Linked DNA regions of Homo sapiens: all the other regions are linked to region 5. The links are chromatin contacts, found by Hi-C or POLR2A ChIA-PET in ENCODE. All regions are on one chromosome and are shown on one strand. The core of a region is the stretch at or near the end of the contact, and the rest is flanking DNA. Distances in the headings are between cores, read along the strand shown. Region 1 has its middle 100 kb from the start of LINC02530. Region 2 has its middle 93 kb from the start of ADTRP. Region 3 has its middle 74 kb from the start of EDN1. Region 4 has its middle 46 kb from the start of EDN1. Region 5 holds the start of HIVEP1 (HIVEP zinc finger 1). Region 6 has its middle 120 kb from the start of TMEM170B.

What was found. A loop is a pair of places that touch in the nucleus more often than their neighbours do. ChIA-PET counts read pairs that join two places held with the same protein, here RNA polymerase II (POLR2A). Pooled maps may share reads with other maps.
Region 1: a pooled map shows a loop between it and region 5 (2.8-fold over the local background). The contact joins the enhancer-like site here to the promoter of HIVEP1 in region 5. A Hi-C loop is called at or near these places in 2 of 168 maps with a recorded cell type or tissue (ascending aorta and endothelial cell of umbilical vein) and 5 of 50 pooled maps. POLR2A ChIA-PET finds 5 or more read pairs at or near these places in 1 of 52 experiments (GM10248).
Region 2: a map of PC-9 shows a loop between it and region 5 (8-fold over the local background). The contact joins the enhancer-like site here to the promoter of HIVEP1 in region 5. A Hi-C loop is called at or near these places in 4 of 168 maps with a recorded cell type or tissue (PC-3, PC-9, colonic mucosa and 1 more), 2 of 37 single-sample maps with no recorded cell type and 2 of 50 pooled maps. POLR2A ChIA-PET finds 5 or more read pairs at or near these places in 3 of 52 experiments (BJ, GM12878 and MCF 10A).
Region 3: a loop to region 5 is called in a map with no recorded cell type, with 9 times the contacts of the local background. The contact joins the enhancer-like site here to the promoter of HIVEP1 in region 5. A Hi-C loop is called at or near these places in 1 of 168 maps with a recorded cell type or tissue (GM12878), 18 of 37 single-sample maps with no recorded cell type and 6 of 50 pooled maps. POLR2A ChIA-PET finds 5 or more read pairs at or near these places in 1 of 52 experiments (WTC11).
Region 4: a loop to region 5 is called in a pooled map, with 6 times the contacts of the local background. The contact joins the enhancer-like site here to the promoter of HIVEP1 in region 5. A Hi-C loop is called at or near these places in 1 of 168 maps with a recorded cell type or tissue (PC-3) and 4 of 50 pooled maps. POLR2A ChIA-PET finds 5 or more read pairs at or near these places in 3 of 52 experiments (A549, PC-9 and Panc1).
Region 6: a loop to region 5 is called in a map of endothelial cell of umbilical vein, with 10 times the contacts of the local background. The contact joins the enhancer-like site here to the promoter of HIVEP1 in region 5. A Hi-C loop is called at or near these places in 18 of 168 maps with a recorded cell type or tissue (Caco-2, GM12878, IMR-90 and 12 more), 34 of 37 single-sample maps with no recorded cell type and 22 of 50 pooled maps. POLR2A ChIA-PET finds 5 or more read pairs at or near these places in 8 of 52 experiments (A549, BJ, HEK293 and 5 more).

Annotation. Positions count from the first base shown.
Region 1 is chr6:12,482,566-12,485,662 of GRCh38, reverse strand. No RefSeq gene overlaps it. Among named protein-coding and RNA genes, the nearest start is that of LINC02530, 100 kb to the left of the region's middle. RefSeq lists enhancers at 1,890-1,969, 1,009-2,208. Within about 2 kb of position 1,747, at least 7 of the 41 ENCODE cell types and tissues checked have a DNase peak (open chromatin) inside an H3K27ac peak, as active enhancers do; they include ascending aorta and endothelial cell of umbilical vein, where a contact is called at or near this core.
Region 2 is chr6:11,684,142-11,687,078 of GRCh38, reverse strand. No RefSeq gene overlaps it. Among named protein-coding and RNA genes, the nearest start is that of ADTRP, 93 kb to the left of the region's middle. Within about 2 kb of position 1,283, at least 3 of the 41 ENCODE cell types and tissues checked have a DNase peak (open chromatin) inside an H3K27ac peak, as active enhancers do; they include PC-3, PC-9 and mammary epithelial cell, where a contact is called at or near this core.
Region 3 is chr6:12,362,369-12,365,438 of GRCh38, reverse strand. No RefSeq gene overlaps it. Among named protein-coding and RNA genes, the nearest start is that of EDN1, 74 kb to the right of the region's middle. RefSeq lists an enhancer at 1,504-1,823. Within about 2 kb of position 1,383, at least 10 of the 41 ENCODE cell types and tissues checked have a DNase peak (open chromatin) inside an H3K27ac peak, as active enhancers do; they include GM12878, where a contact is called at or near this core.
Region 4 is chr6:12,335,029-12,338,018 of GRCh38, reverse strand. No RefSeq gene overlaps it. Among named protein-coding and RNA genes, the nearest start is that of EDN1, 46 kb to the right of the region's middle. Within about 2 kb of position 1,666, at least 4 of the 41 ENCODE cell types and tissues checked have a DNase peak (open chromatin) inside an H3K27ac peak, as active enhancers do; they include PC-9 and Panc1, where a contact is called at or near this core.
Region 5 is chr6:12,010,936-12,013,847 of GRCh38, reverse strand. It overlaps HIVEP1 (HIVEP zinc finger 1), which reads right to left and starts at 1,536. Exons shown (of 9, transcript NM_002114.4): 1 at 1,282-1,536. RefSeq lists silencers at 1,382-1,521, 1,702-2,611.
Region 6 is chr6:11,654,249-11,657,219 of GRCh38, reverse strand. No RefSeq gene overlaps it. Among named protein-coding and RNA genes, the nearest start is that of TMEM170B, 120 kb to the right of the region's middle. RefSeq lists a silencer at 1,377-1,546. Within about 2 kb of position 1,484, at least 6 of the 41 ENCODE cell types and tissues checked have a DNase peak (open chromatin) inside an H3K27ac peak, as active enhancers do; they include endothelial cell of umbilical vein and heart right ventricle, where a contact is called at or near this core.

The sequences.
Region 1 (3,097 bases), core at 498-2,997, 470 kb before region 5:
TGAAATATAGATTTTTTTCAATTATAAATATCGTTATGCATCTGAATCTTCAAACGTTGCTGCCCTTGACTGACTCACACACACCAGTGTTCTGCCTCTGGCTATGAAAGCTCTTCTACTTACGCCAAAGCCAAGAATGCAAGTAGAGAAATAGGAAAGAAGAATCCAGAAGCCTCATGTTACCCCCAAGATTGCTGACAGATTTTTGTTTGTTCGTTTGGTATGTATATGCAGATGTAGTTGTCTTTAACTTTATCATTGATTTCCATCGTTATTACAGTGTTGGGTGAGAGAACCTGTTTATGTTACCTGCGACATTATGAGAAATGCAGATGTAGGAAAATAAACGTATTTGGCTTAGTTTCACAAAGCAAATTTACCATGGCACATGCCTCAGCTAAACCTGTTTTCAGACTCTTCAAGTTCTTTTTTTCTGTCTTCTTTTTTTCTGTCTGTTCATCAAGAACAGACTCATGTGCCCCTTTCGGCCCGGGATTTGTAGTAGAATTCGATGAGGAAAGAAAGTTGATATAATTATGCATCGTTATCAAAATTATAGTCAATAAAACCTTTCAAGTAAGTGGGTAGTTAATTGAGATCTAGAAGGCATTTGGGCTTTCTGGCTTCACTGGCCAGCTTGCAGTCACCTGAGTGCACAGAAAACTGCTTGTTTTCTGGAATATTTTCATGGTTGTGAAAATTGATAATGTATCACTGTTAGGTCTGATTTTGTTTCCTGTCCAAAGAGGAAAGGTCATCCTCCTCCTTATTAAATTTTGAAAAATAAATAACCACAGCAGTATCTCAACAGACTCAATGTGTTTATTTTACACTACAAGAATGTGAAATAATTGGACAGTATGTCACAGGGGGAAGAAAACTAGGAGAGCAGCTTGCCGGGTTTAATAAATTAACTTTGGCTCTATTTGCTGAAAAGATGATTATTGACAGTTGCGTATCTTGTTTATGAGCACACACCTTAAACTTGATCAGGAGGAAAGAGAAAATACTCAAAATTCTTGCTGATGAAAGAGCTTTTCCCGGCTTAGGGCAATTGCTTCAAAGAAAAAGTACAAAGGTTTGAACTTCCCACCCATGTGTTATTGGACAGGGAAAAAGGAAACATTTCATAGAGATAAGCTACCGTTTTGAATATTGAAGGAATTTAAAAGCAAAAATATCAGTATTGACACAATTACAGATACCGGTCTTCTTTAGAAAACATGCACCACTTTTTTTCTTTGTGGCTTAAAGAAAAAATTAACTTCGTGAATACCAGTCATCTACATGCATTAAATATAAGACAGGAAAACTTCTCTCTGCTCTTATCGCAAGTTAAGAATATTTTCTTTTAAATGCGACTTACCTTTTAAGATGAGTGAGGCTGAGTAAGTAAGGAAATGTTAAGAGGTGACTTTAAAAGAAACTTAACCATGCAATCTCTTATAGGTGACTCAACCTGTGATGGAAGTTAATTGCTATTATTAATTATAATTATTATTTTAAGTCTATGTTTTGAGGAGCTTCCAGAACTTTCTAACTCTGACAGCACCTGTCAGTAGGGAGGTAATGGGAAGGAGCATGTACCCATGGTATGAAATGCTTCTGCTGCTTAAGTCACAAAGTCACAGGGGGAACCGGAAGTACCCACAATTTCTCCCCAAGAAGCATGCACTTCAGCGGTGAATACAGACTTAGTCACAGAAGAGAGGTGAGGTCAGCGAACGACAGCAGAAACAGGAATCCTCCAGATACCAGACCTATTACCCAGAAGGTGGTTTTCTGCCAAAAATATCAGCTTGTAGACTGCTTATCTGAAAGGAGAGCTGCTGCCCATAGGTGACATATGGCTTGAGGACCAAACTGGAAAGTGAAACCACTGCTTTAAGAAAAAGAGCCCAAGAACCCACGAGATGCTCTCCTCAGAGGAAGAAGCTTCTTGATTTCAGTCCAAATCCATAAAACACATGAGAATCTTGAATATGTTCTTATCCAAATCGGTCATTATTGATCATCAACTGTAGTCCTAACTGCTGTACAATACCATCTATTGCTTTTATATCTGAAGTTCTGCACATCTAACAAATTTTTTCCATTAAAAGACTGCTGTCATTCGAAGCATTTTATAATTTATGAAGCACTTTCACCAAAATAAATCTGTTCCTTTCTCAACCTTCCTTAAAAATCAAGTGACCTGAAGTTAGAGTTAGGGAATAGGCCTAGATCTAAGACCTGAGAGTTTGGCCCTTTCCAAAAAATGTCATATAGCCCAATGGCACGATAAGAAGAACAACAAAAACTGTAACAGTAATAATAGCTGCCACTTGGTACTTAGACCAGAGAAAGAAATTTCCTACAAACCTTACAAGCAAAATCCCATTTTGCAGAGGTGGAAAGTGTTGTTCACATATTCGTGTAGCTCTCCTAAGGTCTTGGATCCTAAAGAATGGCAAAGCTCAGAGAGTAAACCAGGTCATCTGTATCTAATTTGTTCCTCTTTTCGCTGCATAGACTGTCAGCTAGTGCAACTTAACATTTTCAGAGAAGAGAAATTTTCATAATTCTTGTCTGGCTATAAAAGGTTGAGAGAACATACTCCCAAGCTGGGATATTCCTCTTTGAGCACGTATTGATATTTTGTTATTATTATTACTTTTAAAAATAGCTCTTCATTTGGTTCTATAATCTGGTAATTAAGGTAAACAATACACTATGAGTAGTGTGAACTCTCATGAATACAAAGGAAGTGCACAATTTTACGCACTTTAAGATGAGATGTGGTAAAGAGATACAGATTTTAAAGACCATGAAAGCTAAAGCTGTAACTATGCAGAATGGTATTTCATTAGCAAATTAAAAGTTCTGCAGCTCGTTAACATCTTTGTTGATAGGTGGGCAAGAAATCAGGAACTTAGGGTGCTGATTAATTTATACACCTGTCATAGGAGCATGTAACCTTCTGCCACCATTGTAAGACAGGCAAGAATAAACTATAAAACAGTGGATGATACTGTTTCCTATCCCTCTTCTTAGAAATTATCCTAAGTAACCTTTGAAACAGCTTGTCCTATAGGGGGCCCCTCTGTGCCTGTGCATT
Region 2 (2,937 bases), core at 34-2,533, 330 kb after region 5:
TTCTATAAATCCGTGAGCTAATAAATAATGCTCACAGTGTAAATGAGTGACTCCACAGAGACTACGTTAAAAAGAAACATTTCATAGGGAAACCAATAATATTTTCTTTTCAAGGGAAAATATATGTCCTCTCCTATATCCTTAATTACAGCCCAGACTCTAACCATGTCTTACAAGTGTACTAAATGAAAAAGTGGCTAAAACTTCATCCTAGTGCACTTTATTAGTGAGCCAGTTATTAAGCTATTCTCTCGGTATCAAACTCAAACTCATGCTTCTATACTTGGCTTTGTGATTCTGGGGCTGACTTTGCAAATCCCATTTCTGCTTTACCAGCTCCCTCCAAGTGTGTCTTTCCTTTTCTTTCCTTTTTTCTTTTTTTTTTGAGACAGAGTCTCACTGCACCCAGGCTGGAGTGCAGTGGTGCAATCTTGGCTCACTGCAACCTCTGCCTCCCAGGTCCAAGCGAATCTCCTGTACTCCCACCTCAGCCTCCTGAGTCGCTGGGATTACAGGCACCCACCAACAACCCTGGCTAATTTTTGTATTTTTAGTAGAGATGGTATTTTTGGTAGAGATGGAGTTTCACCATGTTGGCCAGGCTGGTCTCAAACTCCTGACCTCAAGTGATCCGCCCACCTCAGCCTCCCAAAGTGCTGGGATTACAGGCATGAGCCACTGTGCCTGGCCCCAGGTGTGCCTCCTCTAATAGTGGTGGGTGGAGGAAGACCAGATGGCTGGAGAAGAAGAAGGCACTCACTCTTCTTGTTTGCGTACCGTTGCTGTCATCATCGCCCAGCCTCACTCCTTTACTTTGGCAGGGATGGTTAGGGAAGTAGCAGAAGATTCCAGTTGTAGTTTTCCAATATTCATACCCCCTCAGAAACACTAGCAGGTGGCTATCCTTTCCTTGGGGGTCTAGAACCCAAATCAGTAGGACCAAACATCAACAATGGAATTGTGGGTTTGCTTTGGCTGGGTCCCTCATCTTGAATGCAGTGCTGAACTTCCTGCTAATGGCAAATGGAATTCCAGTAACCAGTGGCATGCAGTGACATCACAGTTTATAAAACTATTACCTGTGGTTGCTTTTCAAGTGCTTACTAAAGCAAGAGCCTTGGAAGAACCAAATGTCCTCTGCATTTGACTACTGCAGCAGCTACGATGACTACACGGGTGATAGTATGGAATGGCTCCCTCTGAATGCCCTAAAGCACTTGCATAAGGAAAAAAGAAAGAAAGAAAAAAAAAAGCCTGCTTCTTTAAGTTCTGAGCTTGAGTCATAGATAATTAAGAAGCTTCCAGGCCAGTCCTGAAAGAATATCATTTCTTTCTCTTGTTTGCTGAAAATAAGACACAAAAGTTAATTGCACAGATTTCAGAGTTGAAAGTTGAATTTGAATTTATAGACTCTCAAGTTTCTCAAGTGAAGGTTGGGTATCAACTAGAAAAGATAATGACCCTTAGACTCGAAAGAATGACATCAGGATGGATTCATAGCAAGCTCAGAATTCTGAACCCCTGAGTCATCTGACCTCCTTTGCCAGCAGAAGATGCCTATCCTCACATACCTGGAGAGACCAGCCTTCTGCTTCTTGAATAAACTTTAATAATGGGGCAGTTGCCTTGCCATGAAATACGTCTTCTCATCAACCCATTCTGACCATTCCTTTTCTCACTATACCCATAATAAGGGCCCGATCTCAGCATGTTCCCTAAGGGCAAGTACAAAGTCTGACCCAGGAGGAAATAACTTACATGCTAAAACAGTTGTAAGATTATGCTAATTTTAGTGGTAGAATCCTGAAAAAAATATGTGTGGGAGTTTATTCCAAGGGTATTAGACCAAGGAGAATGAAATATAACAAGTGGACTGGATTTTATTGAACTTATTGATGTGAGTGCACTTACCAGAAACCCCGGATTTAATATTTTATCTCGTGAAGCTAGATGTGGCTCTAGCAGTTTGCCTGGTTGATAGATTGACTCAACCATGGCTTATGTTTAATGAGATTGACATGCCTGAACTTCCTTGGCAAAATGTGAAGGAATCTGGAGTCTTAGGAATACAACAATGTTGAAGCACATTTATAATGTGTTCCCTGAACACCCTGCCTCTACTCTCCACATCCCAAGGTGGCCCAAAGATGCTTCCTTCACAATTGAGAAATTCACTGGTGAAGAGAGCATCAGCATTCTTGCATGTTAGCTATATGGTGGCTGTCATCTGTAGGCCTCAAATGACGGTGAGGATTCCACATTGATATTTTGGTGGGAATATGAGATCCCAGAGTGACATAGGTCATTTGGTAGTTTTTACTACCAAAGAAAGATGAAATGCATTTACAGAAAAGTACAGGAGAGACAAAGTGATAATTAGAAAGTTTTTGACTTACAGTGGTCATTGCTGACCACAGTGTCCTTGGAAATGAAATAGATGGACTACCCATGAAAATGTTACTTAATCTATGTCAGGATTTACCAAACTCTCCCTGTAAAGGTACAGATAGTAAATATTTTAGACTTTTCACTTCAAGAAGCAAAATTAATGATGTTATATAGGTACTTATATTACAGAAGATAACACAAATTTTTACAAAATTTTTGTTGATGAAACTTAAAATATAATACTACTAATTGAGTACTTTTTTTGTAATACTAATGAGGAAAAGGAATTTTTTGGGGGGATAACATTTCACTTAATTCAGGTTCAAAATTAGTGTTTTCTATCATTAAAGTTGTTTGCTAATATCATCTGTCATTTTGATCTTTAATGAACTTTTATACATTTAATCTAATATTTGAAACTACATTTTTATACAGATAGGCATCACCAAATATTAACATGAAATTCAGGAGCATGGATTTTTATTTGAGTGTATTCATTGCTTAGAAGGTATTTATGGAATTTTACTAGACTCTTCCCTTATATTTGCC
Region 3 (3,070 bases), core at 134-2,633, 350 kb before region 5:
CCTACAGGCTCCACTGGTGAAGTTTCCCCGGAGCAGAGTGCCTCCATTCCGTTCCTACTTAACAGTCATGGTGAGGTTAGAAGGTTAAGGGAGCCTGCCCTGCAGAGAAATTTGCAAAGATTAACTAATGCAGACAACAAGTGTCCGGAAGAGCAGAGAAATGTGAGGTCTACTTTATGGGGAAAGCTACCCAAGGCAGACAGGAGGAAGTTTCAAGCACAATTGGACAGTATCTCAGAATTGTGTGGATGTGTGTGTAATAAGAAGTATACATAAAAATCTACATAATATATATTTTATATATAGTATGGGTTTTTACATACTGTATATAACTGTATATATACACACACATAACAGTGTGTGTGTGTCTGCATATGTGTGTGACTATATATGTCTGTATATATGTTACGTGTATGTATATGTGTGTGTATATACACTGTTACATACACACACACACACACACACACTGTTGTGGGCTAAACTGTGTCCCTCTAAAATTCATATATTGAAGTTCTAATGCTCAGTACCTCAGAATGTGACTGTATTTGGAGAAAGAATCTGTAAAGAGGTAATTAAGGTAAAATGAGGCCATATGTGTGGGTCCAAATCCACAACAATTGATCTCCTTATAAGAACAAGAGATGTAAGACACAGACACACACAGAGGGAAGACCCTGTGAGGACACAGGAGAAGACGGCATCTACAAGCCAAGGAGAGAGGCCCCAGGAAAAACCAAACCTGCCAACACCTTGATCTTGAACTTCCAGCCTCCAGAACTATAAGATAAATTTCTGTTATATAGGACACCCAGTCTGGTATTTTGTTATGGCAGGCCTAGCAGACTCTCTCTCTCTTTCTCTCTTTCTCTCTCTCTCTTTCTCTCTCTCTCTGTCTCTCTCTCACACACACACACACACAGACACACACACACACACACACACACACAGGTTGGCCACTAAGTCTGAAAACACAGACAAACATATTTTAAAATATTTATTGTTTTCCTACTACAAAGAATGATAAAATGATATTATCTAAGAGTCAAGATTTTATGGCCCGCTCTATAGGCATAAACGTCTCGGCCTTCTCCCTGCACAGGGGGAAGGGAGGGTAAAGTAAATATCGAGTCAACGATAAGGCTGAGAAGGAGCCTAAGAAGTCTACTGCACAGTGCTTGGCCAGATTTGGGGGTGAATGTTCCGTTTCCCCAAGAATAGCTTCCTTAGAGTTCTTTTTCCTCAGATGCCATTAGGCTCTCTTCAACCTTGTCCCATGGCATGGCCACACTCGGCCCCCACTTGGCCTTTCACCAGGCACCCTCCATGCGGCTTTGGACGTCTCCGTGCTCTGTGAATGCCCTTCCCAGACATTCTCCAGCAAGGCCTCAGCTGAGGGGGAGGCAGGGCAGGGCTATGCCTGTCTTGAGTTGGTTAATGATTACCAAGAATCTGGAAATCCTTCTACCATGGTTATGCACAGAAACTGAAATGTCAAATTAAAAACAGAACCCCTGAGATAAGAAGAAAGTGGGACTGAGAAGCAAGAGCCCAGCTTGACCAGTGAGGCTCTGGAAAATCTGTGGTTTTGGGGGACAAGAAAAAGTTCCTGTTTTTTGCGGCAGTAGTGATTATAAAAATAGCAGTGTCATCATTTTGTTCAATGAGGAAGTCCAAAAATAAATATATGGGGTGAGCTAATGAAGGACTTTCCATGACATCTCAGGTCACAGAAAGGAAAGAAAGGGGAACTTCTATATTTAAAGGTCCTATTATAACAGGAGCTATGTTTCTTTCCTATTTTTTTTTTTTTTTTTTTTTTTTTGAGATGGAGTTTCACTCTTGTTGCCCAGGCTGGAGTGCAATGGTGTGATCTCCATTCACTGCAACCTCTACCTCCTGGGTTCAAGCAATTCTCCTGCCTCAGCCTCCAGAGTAGCTGGGATTACAGGCATGTGCCACCACGCCCCGCTAATTTTGTATTTTTAGTAGCAACAGGGTTTCACCATGTTGGTCAGGTTGGTCTCGAACTCTTAACCTTAGGTGATCTGCCTATCTCGGCCTCCCAACGTGTTGGGATTATAGGCGTGAGCCATGGCTCCTGGCCTGTTTCTATAGCTTATCTCATGTAATTTTGACCATAATCATATAAAGTAGACTTTATTATTCTTATTTTGTACAGGAAGAGCTGAGAAGTTAGGTAATACAGACATTGTTGGTTGAATGACCCAGCAGACCTTCCCATCCTTTTCTGTCTGCTGCCTTTCTCGATGGAAGTTGGAGATGGTACATATTCTCCTTTTCTGCCTTCTTTGCAGCTGTAGATGGCCTGACTACATGACAAAGTTCTAGCTAATGACATATATATGTATGCAGAATAATCCCAAATTTACATCTACGGCCTGGACTTCTAGTCTATATCAGAACTTAAGTATCCAACTGCCTACTCAACATCCCTATTTGGGTAGCTACTAAGAATCTCAGCCTAACATATCCACTTCTGTTCTCCTGTACTTCCTGGCTATAGCTGCCTCTGTTCGTTCTTGTCATGCAAGTAAAGAGCAACTCATTGCTCCAGGTGCACAGAACTGCAAACTCAGCCACCCTTGCCCCTCTTTCTCTCACACTCTGTATCAAGAGTATCCAATCTTTTGGCTTCCCTGGGCCACATTGGAATAAGCATTGTCTCTGGTCACTCATAAACACACTAACAATGGCTGAAGAGTTTTTAAAAATCACAAAAACATCCCATAATATTTTAAGAAAGCTTATGAATTTGTGTTGGGCTGCATTCAAAGCCATCCTGGGCCACATGCAGGCTGTGGACCGGTATTTGAGACCAGACTGGGCAGCAGCTTGTTCTATATCATCAATCAATCCTTGGTCTCTGCTAGCTCTACTGCTGCCATACTGGTCCAAGTCACCAGCATTTCTAGCTTAGAAGCCTCCTAATGGGTCTCCACGTTTCCATCCTGCCACTCCCTTCCACATGGTCTCAGCACAGTACCCAGAGTGAGTCTGTTAAATGTAAATCAGATGGTGTCCCTTCTCTGCTCACAACAGTCTCATGGCT
Region 4 (2,990 bases), core at 417-2,916, 320 kb before region 5:
TATACCGTAGTAATGTAAGTGTAAATAGCAGGTACATTCTGTGTTGATTGCATGACAATGAAATCACCGCTGGACAAATTTCTCAGAACGTGTGTCTATCCTTAAGCGACACGTGAATGTATGTACTTTCATTGCTTTAAACTCAGAGGTTTTGGACCTTGTCAGTCAATTAGCACCAGAAGCAAGTGGTGGTAACTCTCTGTGTGACCTTAGGCTGTCATCCATCTTGCCCATGCTTCTGTTAAATTGAGAGGGTAAAGAAGTGTTAAGCGCCGGGCGCGGTGGCTCATGCCCGTAATCCCAGCACTTTGGGAGGCCGAGGCGGACGGATCACGAGGTCAAGAGATCGAGACCGTCCTGGCTAACACGGTGAAACCCCGTCTCTACTAAAAATACAGAAAATTTGCCAGGTGTGCTGGCGGGCGCCTGTAGTCCCAGCTACTCGGGAGGCTGAGGCAGGAGAATGGCGCGAACCCAGGAGGCGGAGCTTGCAATGAGCCTATATCTCATTGTCTCCAGCCTGGGCGACAGAGCGAGACTCCTTCTCAAAAAAAAAAAAAAAAAAAAAAAAAAAAAAAAAAAAAAAAGAAGTGTTAAGCAATGATTCTGCCACAGTGGGTTGGAAGAACGGGCTTGGGAGAGTTTTTAACTCCTTTACTTCCAGCCCACTCCTCCATTAAATAGAGATAATCAGGAATATTATGAGGTTTAAATAAAATTATAAAATACAAGCCAGGTGTGGTGGCTCACGCCTGTAATCCCAGCACTTTGGGAGGCCGAGGTGGGCGGATCACCTGAGGTTAGGAGTTCGAGACCAGCCTGACCAACATGGAGATACCCTGTCTCTACTAAAAATACCAAAAATTAGCCAGGCTTGGTGGCGCATGCCTGTAATCCCAGCTCTTCGGGAGGCTGAGGCAGGAGAATCACTAGAACCCAGGAGGCGGAGGTTGCAGTGAGCTGAGATCGCGCCATTGCACTCCAGCCTGGGCAACAAGAGCGAAACTCCGTCTCAAAAAAACAAAAACAAAAAACAAACAAACAAAAATACAAAATCATAGCAAAAGTCTTGGCCCATAGCAAGCATCTGATAAATGTTAGTTATTATTAATATTGTAATTCTCTAGTGTTTCTTTGAGCTTGAATAGCCCACAAATCTCTGAGTGTTGTTTGACTCAAACCAGGAGCTACCTAGGTGAAGAAGTTAAGTGAAACCAGCATGGGTAGCCAGAGTTGTCATTTGAGTGTCTGGAATGAAAAGGGCCTCATCAGTGCTTGCTTACGTAATTCATCAATTGAGAGGAGAAAATATATAAAATAGAACTACACAAGAGGAAATAAACATTCAACAGTAAATTAGTACTGGAGGAGTTCCCTATTTCACCTGTTAAAAGACCAATTTTCCCTGCGGAATGAAATAAGGGAAAGCCCTTATCAGTTGGCAACTGACACCAAAACACTACTTAGGTAAGTGGCGTGGGATGAAGGTGTGGAGGTAAACCCTCACTTCTTCCCCACTGTATTGAGGGTCATCTTTCTGGCCTGGTGCTGAGTGGGTGGGATTTAGTTGCCTGCTGTGGCTTCAAGGACTGTTTCTGGAGTCTTCTAGGTTTAAGGCCAGCAGTGTTGCGTGACAGCAGAAGCAGCTTCCAGCGATTTCTTGGCTTCCAGCTAATTCTCTGTTTGCACTTTTGTTATGGCTACTAGTTTAAAACTCCTCCTTTGTTTATTTGTTTGTCAGTAGGTATGTGAGATGAAGTCAGCCCTCAGCCAGGCTCTGCCCTGGAGGGCTCTGCAAGGAAAGGGGTCACTTTACTTCTTTTGGCCCACTGGGTGGTAAGTCTGAACTGAGGCCTTTCTTTATTCCATCTCAAACAAGCAAACAAAAAAAGAAACCTACAAATAAGGAACTTTTCAGAGCAGCAAAGACAGGAAGAATTGGCCTTCCCATCTTTGCTGCTCTGAAAATGGCTCAGTTGAAAAATCTGGGCCGTTGAAAAGAAAACAAAAGCCCTGAGTTAATTGCAGAATAGGACAGGTCTGCACCCCCTTCCCAGTGCAGGTGACCTTGGATGAGACTGGTACCAGCTCAAACCTCTTCCTTTGTGTGCTCAGCCAGCCTTTGAGATGTGTCCCCACCAACAGGTGTCAGAATGAATAACCCTTAAGAGGCAGGTCTACCAAAGGGAAACCCTGGAAGTCCAGAAGATTTGCTTTCTCAATGTTAACTACAGTGTTTTAAAGAGCCTTGAAGGTCTGATAAAAACCCACTATCACTCCCTGTGGCTTGTCAAATTTCTACTCTCATGAGATAAGAGGGTCTAATGAAGAGAACAAGGGCTTTGGACTCCACAGAGCTTTGGTTCCGTCTCTCCATGTACTAGTTTAGGTGAGCTACGGCCCATGATTTAACTTCTCTTAGGCTCTCATTCATTACCTGGAAATACTGGAAATAATACTAATGTATTAAAAATAATAATAAGTGTATTACAAGGCTGCTGTGAAAAATGAATCTGAGCTAATAGATGACAAGTACTCAGCAGAGTGGTCCAGGATAACCCTTGATCAAAGTTACACATTGATCACCAGCTGGTAAACTGCATACAGTAAACTGGCCCTTTCAGACTGGCCCTTCACCTACGATGGCCCTCAACTTGCAAAAAATTCTTGGTTGGGACTTCACATGGGGCCTTCCAGAAAGGAAGCAAAAGTAGCAGCCTATTAGCATACAGTGGGCCAATTTCTGTGGTTAAGTAAATAAGTTACTAAAAGCATAATACCTGCCTGGGAGCTTTCTGGTAGCTGTTTGGAATTGAAGGAGTAATATAATAATTGTCATAGGAATAAATATCCTAATTCAGGCAAATAAGTGAAACCTCTCAAGTTTTATTATTCACTTCCAAAAAACTTGATGTACCTGAAACTTTAAATATACAAAACCAAGAAGTAGAATCCAAAGGCTAGAATTTCCCCTGACCTTTGTTATGGTA
Region 5 (2,912 bases), core at 287-2,786:
CATGGTAAAATAATACAAAAAAAAATGATGGTCTAAGTATTTCATCTAGCATTGTGCTAAGTGATCTATAAAAGATAGGGTTTCTCAGCTCCTTGCTCTAAAGAAACATCCACTATCTAATTCAGGAAGGTTCTGATTCAATAAAGAATTGAGACACAGCTGAACCAAATAAATTGCATGAATGCTTAACTACGTTCGTTGTTAAACTTAAAGCTTTTAAATGGTAACGATATTTGGAAGTTTTTAAAGCGTGAACTCTGACTGTAATCCAATCATGTGATCCCATGGGATCCGGAGCATAAATGTAAAATATGCACATTCCCTGTCCGTAAAGGCTTTCTGCTACCCCGTTCATTGCCTACCCACTGTCCCTAGCTGTCCATCCCATATTTAAATCCTTGTGGGGGGAAGTGGGTATTTCCAAAGACAGCAGCATTGTAGCGACTAGGACGAGTGATAAACCGTTCCTTTACGGGAAAGAAATAAATACTACATGGAGCAAAAACATGACACGATCAAAAAGCGTAAAGACAGTTGCAAGGAGAAAAAACATGAATGAATGTGGAGGGCGGAGCCTGGGAAAACCCCTCTGCAACGCTGCACTGAACAAAGCGCTTCGCATGCCAGGAGGAGGGGGGGAATGGAAGTGCCAGCTCAGGAAGGAGCCTGGAGTGGATGCAGAGAGCTGAGGAGGAGGAGGACGAGATGAGGCGAGCGCGGCAGCCCTGAGACTCCTCCTCGCCGCCTGCTCCGCCGCCGCCCCCTCCCCTCTCCAGCCAGCAACTCCTTCCCGAGCCCGACCCCAAGGCGAGCCCGAGCCGACCCGCACCCCAACCCACCGCCCCCTTCCCAACTGCAGCTGGCGCGCACTCCCAACCCGGAAAGAAACTACCCAGGTGGCCGGGAGTAAACAGGCACTTAGAGCAAAGAACGAAAGGGAAAGAAACCCACAAAGCCGGGAGGTTGGGATGCCGAGGCCTGGTCTCTTTCACCCCCCACCCTCTTGCAAAATGCGTCTGCGGCTGGAAGGCGGCTGGGGAGGCTGGGTCCCTCTGTACCTGCTCGGCTCGCGCGCGGCGAGGGCGCCCAGAAGTGCCAAGGGTCTCCCGCACGCAGCCATCCCCTCTGCAAGGTCGGCGGTTGCACACACACGCACACACACACACACACGCGCGCCCGCACGCCCCCCGCCCGCCGAAGGGATGTGCTCCTGCCCCCCCCCCCCTCCGCCCCGCCGCCCTCCCCAGCTGCAGCGCCCCCGCCGCGGAGCCCGCGCCGAACCTGCTGCCAGGACGCCCGGCGGAGCCGCTGCCGCTGCAGCCGGCCCTGGAGCTGCGCTGCTGATGGCGGCGGCCGCGGCTCGGGATCTCCGCGACCCCCGCGCGGCGGCGGCGGCGGCGCCTGGGATCCCTCCTTCACTTGACAACCCCAAACACAAACATAACCTCCTCCGGCGGCCGCCGCTCCCCGGTCCCCCGCTCCGTCCGCCACCCTGCCGCCGCCCAGCAGCCGCCACGCTGAAGGCCGGCGACTGGCGCTCACACCACCCAGCACTGAAATATTAAACAGGGGAGCGGGCCGGGGGGCGGGGGGGGGAGCGCGGGGCGCGCGGGCGGGGGCCGCAGCCGCCGGGCGGAGGAGGCGGCGAAGCTCGCCGGCGCCCGGAGCCACGGCATGATCGCGGCCGCCAGGGAGCCGGGCAGCCGGGCTGGGGGGCGCGCGCCGCGGCGGGGCGGGCGGACAGACCCTGGGGCCGCGGGGCCCGGGGCGGGAAGGACGGGCGCGGGCTTTACCTCTCCCCCGGGGCAGAGTAGGGCACGTTTAGCGTCTTTGGGGCCGGCGGGAGGAACGCGGGCCGGGCGGCGCGGGGGAGGCAGGGCGAAGGTCGGAGGCTTTCCCGCGGGTGGGCGGGGCGGCAGGGGATCCCCGGGGGCGGGAGGAGGGGAGGCCGCGGGCGGCGACGCGTGGGCGGGGGAGGGGGCGTCCCCGCGGGGGCTGGGGTTGAGGCCGGGGCGAGGGGCGCGGGACGCCCAGGCGCCGGGGCCCAGCTGGGCCGGCGCGGCCGCCAGCTCTGACCGGGTGTAGGGACTGGATGGGCGCCCGGCCCGGCACGAACCCGGAGCCAGTGCCCCGGGTCTCCCCGGCGGGGCGGGCCCCAGACCGCGCCGGCCCCGCCACCTACCCGCCGCTTCGCCCCTCCCCGCCCCGCCCGGCCGAGCCGCCGCAGGGACGGGAGGGGGACGCGGGAGGAGGTGGCAGCGCAGCCCGGGGGGGAGGGGCGGGGTTAGGGACGCGGGGGGCGGGAGCCCTGGGTCGCGACGCCTGGGGAACCAGCACACGGCGGGGGCGGAGGGGCGGGCCCGGCCAGTCACGCGGCCCCGGGAAGGCCTGGCGGGGTCGCTCAGTTGGGGGCGGTTGGTCCGGGAAGAGGGACGGGACGGGCGGGGCCGTAGTTTCTCTTTACCGTCTCTTTACTTTCTACAGCAGGATGTGGGCCGGCCGCTGACGTCATGGGGTCTCCCGGCCCCGCCCCTCGCCCGGGCAGAATGGGGGAGGGGGAGGCGGGGGGGGGGGGGGACCCCAAGGGGGTTTCCTCAGCAACGCGTAGAAGGAAGGGGAAAGTCATTGTGAAACTTAAAACTCATTAACTTTGAAAAACAACTTTTAAAAAAACGGAGGGGGCAGGGTGTTGGTTTGGAGAGTGGAAGGGGACATGTTAACCCTGAACTGAAACCACTTTTTGGTGGCGGATGTTCTATTAAAAGAGCGAGGAAAGCCAAGGTTATTCCAGAGGCCGCTCCAAAGCCCCGCTGGTGCTTCCCAGTGCCGAAGCTGCGAGCGCAATTAACCCCTGCCTGCCAGCCTGACAGCTTATAGGGCCAACCCGGGAGGGGACTTCGGGGACAGAAAAG
Region 6 (2,971 bases), core at 235-2,734, 360 kb after region 5:
GTACTTGTGTCCATTTAAACAGGTTACTGTACTGGGGGAAAAATGCCCAAACTTTTCTCAAATATTTGGACACTGGCTCCAAGCCAACCATACCACAGACCACCTATCAAAGCAGGCGACTAGTAGAGATCTGGTAATTGATAGAGTTTTGGAGTGTGTGTGTGTGTGTGTGTGTGTGTGTGTGTTGACCTTTCTTCTCCCATTTGGCAGAGGAAAAGTATACCAAACACAGAGGAAAGTGGAGAACTCATGGTGAGCTTTTACTCCTGTAACTGCATCCATTCCTGCTTCGCTTACTGAGTTCCCTCCACACTTGCATCTCAAACGCTGAACTCAAACTTGTCATTCTCCCTCTCCTCCCATGGCCTTTGAATTTGCAATTCCCTGGCCTAAATCTTCCTCACCTCTTCCCATCCCTTTGCCTAATTACTTCCTCCTCATCCTTCAAATCTCAGCTCCAGGGTCCCTCGTTAGGGAACACTGCCTATTCCCATCACTCCACGAATCTAGGTCAACTTCATTAGCTCCACAACATCCAGGGACAGCAATCTTTGCCTTTAAAGCACCTCCCGCAGCTTGTTGATGCACATTCATGCGAGTGGCTTGACGAGTATCTGCTTCTTCCTCTAGACTAGAAGCAGCCCAAAGCTGGAACGTAGTTTTGGTTACCACTCTTCCCCTGGCTTCTAAATACGATGCCTGGCACAGTGAACACTCAATAAATATTCATCAAATGAATGGATGAATGAATAAATAAATGAATGCACACCTCTTTTACTTCAAAAAAAAAAACACTTCTTAAGAATTGAAATTTAGCAATAAATTGGCCAATGTTTTTCCTATCTTTAGCGTGCCAGCACTTTCTTCTGGAGACCATGAGCAGGGGCAGAAAGACATCATCCCCAGCAGCACTCACATCTGAAAGCAGGCGGGTGTCCCTCTGCAACAACCCCTGCTCAGTTAGATTGCTTTAGGATACCCTCTTTTCTAAACAGAACAAAATTTTAACCAGACCATAAAAGCTGGTTTGGGATCTGAAAGAATAAGATTGTGCAGCAAATGATAAAAGGAAAAACCCAGCCATGCCTCCCTGTTCTGCCTTTTGTTTGGGCATCCTGTGTCCTGCTAGGCCTAGAAGGGGGTTGATGGAACCGTTTGTTGGCTGAGAGACTGGATTTTAATTGTCCTGCAAAGCTCCAATAAAGCTTTGTTTCAAGTCTTGAATTTCATCCATGTTTCCCTTTTAACAAACTTCAAGGAAATAACTCACCCTGAACTGCCACAGTGTACTGCCAAAGCGCTAGCAAATAAGAAAGGCACATGCTTCCTGAATTTGGGTGAATGAACCGACAACACTCACTTTAAAGGGTTTTCTTTTTCTTTTTTTTTCCTTTTAACTAGGAGAGAGAATGCGGACCAGGCTTTCCCTCAGCAATTTTTCTAATGAAAACATTTGGTGCCACCTGGTGGCCAAATTTACACGGACGCCTCAGCCTTCGCAGAGTACAAATGTCTCCCGGTTGAACTGGATATTAAAAACCCTGGTGCTACTCGGGAGGCTGAGGCAGAGTGGCATGAACCCGGGAGGCGGAGCTTGCAGTGAGCCAAGATCACGCCACTGCACTCCAGCCTGGGTGACAAAGCGAGACTCCGTCTCAAAAAAAAAAAAAAAAAAAAAAAAAAAAAAAAAAAAACCCTAGTGCAACCAATTTGGTAAATTTCTAAGAATATAGAGAATTTAAATTTCTCCTTATTGAAGACAAAATTCCCCACCTGCGTTCCACCACGCCTCTTGGGGACAATTTGTTTTCCTGAACAGGTGGCTTTCTTTAAGTGAACATTTTCTCTAAGGTAATATGCTTCATGCAGAGTTCACTTTTGAGCTAAAAGAAGGGCAAGAAGTGCAAATAATTATTGTGGCATGAGAGAAGGAGAAGGAATTGCCCAGAAATCCTTTAGGCCCCTTCAGTGTCTACTGGCCTAGGATTCCAAAAAGGTTTGAGAATGTTTCTCATACTCATATTTGGCCCAAGCACACGGGTCCAGTGGGTCAACTTTCACTTTGAGAAAAGCTTCAAATTCCACATTCTTGGATAAAACATAAATAGAGCCCAGTTAGTCCCTCTCAGGCTTTTATGAACTAGAATCATATTTCTTAACCTATCATTCCTGAGTGTGAGAAAAACAAGAGGAATGATATGTAATGTCTTAACAAGCTGTGCTGGGATACCAATTTTAACTGGCCAATAGAACCAACGCAGATTATGTTTTAGAGAAATCTAATCCCTTATAAATCAGCTGTGTGTAAAAACCCTCACATAAACAAGTGATGTGTTGTGAGTAGCAAGGAGAAAAAAAAAATTCTCCTGGAAATGTGTAGGTCTATTAGCGGAGACAAGCGCTGCTCGCCTCGTGCTCCATACTCCGAAGGGCAATTCATGTTAAAGGCAGTAGTGGGCTGGCCCCCTTTATGCTGAACATAGGAAATACAGAAAAACATCTACGAGACTGAGCAAAGTGGTAGTATTTCGTGCACTGGCTGGCTCAGCACCAAAATTCAAATCAATACTCCAGAGAGAAGAGCCCCCAGAAACAGCCCAGCAAGAGCTTGGAGGGTTCAATGATCATTTAATTTAAGCCCCTCTTTTTACAGACAAATGAACACAGGCCCCCAAGAGTTTAGGTGATGTTCCCGTGGGCCCTTATCAAGTTAGAGCAGAGCCCAGGGAGAGAGAGAGTTGAGGTCCTCCGCTCTCTGCTTCTGCCTCCACACTCTGCTTGCTCTGACCAACGTCCTCCCACCGGCGATGCAGAACTTCAAAGGGATGGAAAAGGTGGCAAAGTCACCAGTGAATCTGTGTGATATACATAACTGATGACTTCCTCCTTTAAAAATTTTTTTGAGAGAGGGTCTTGTTCTGTTACCCAGGTTGGAGTGCAGTGACACAATCGTAACTTGAAATCCTGGGCT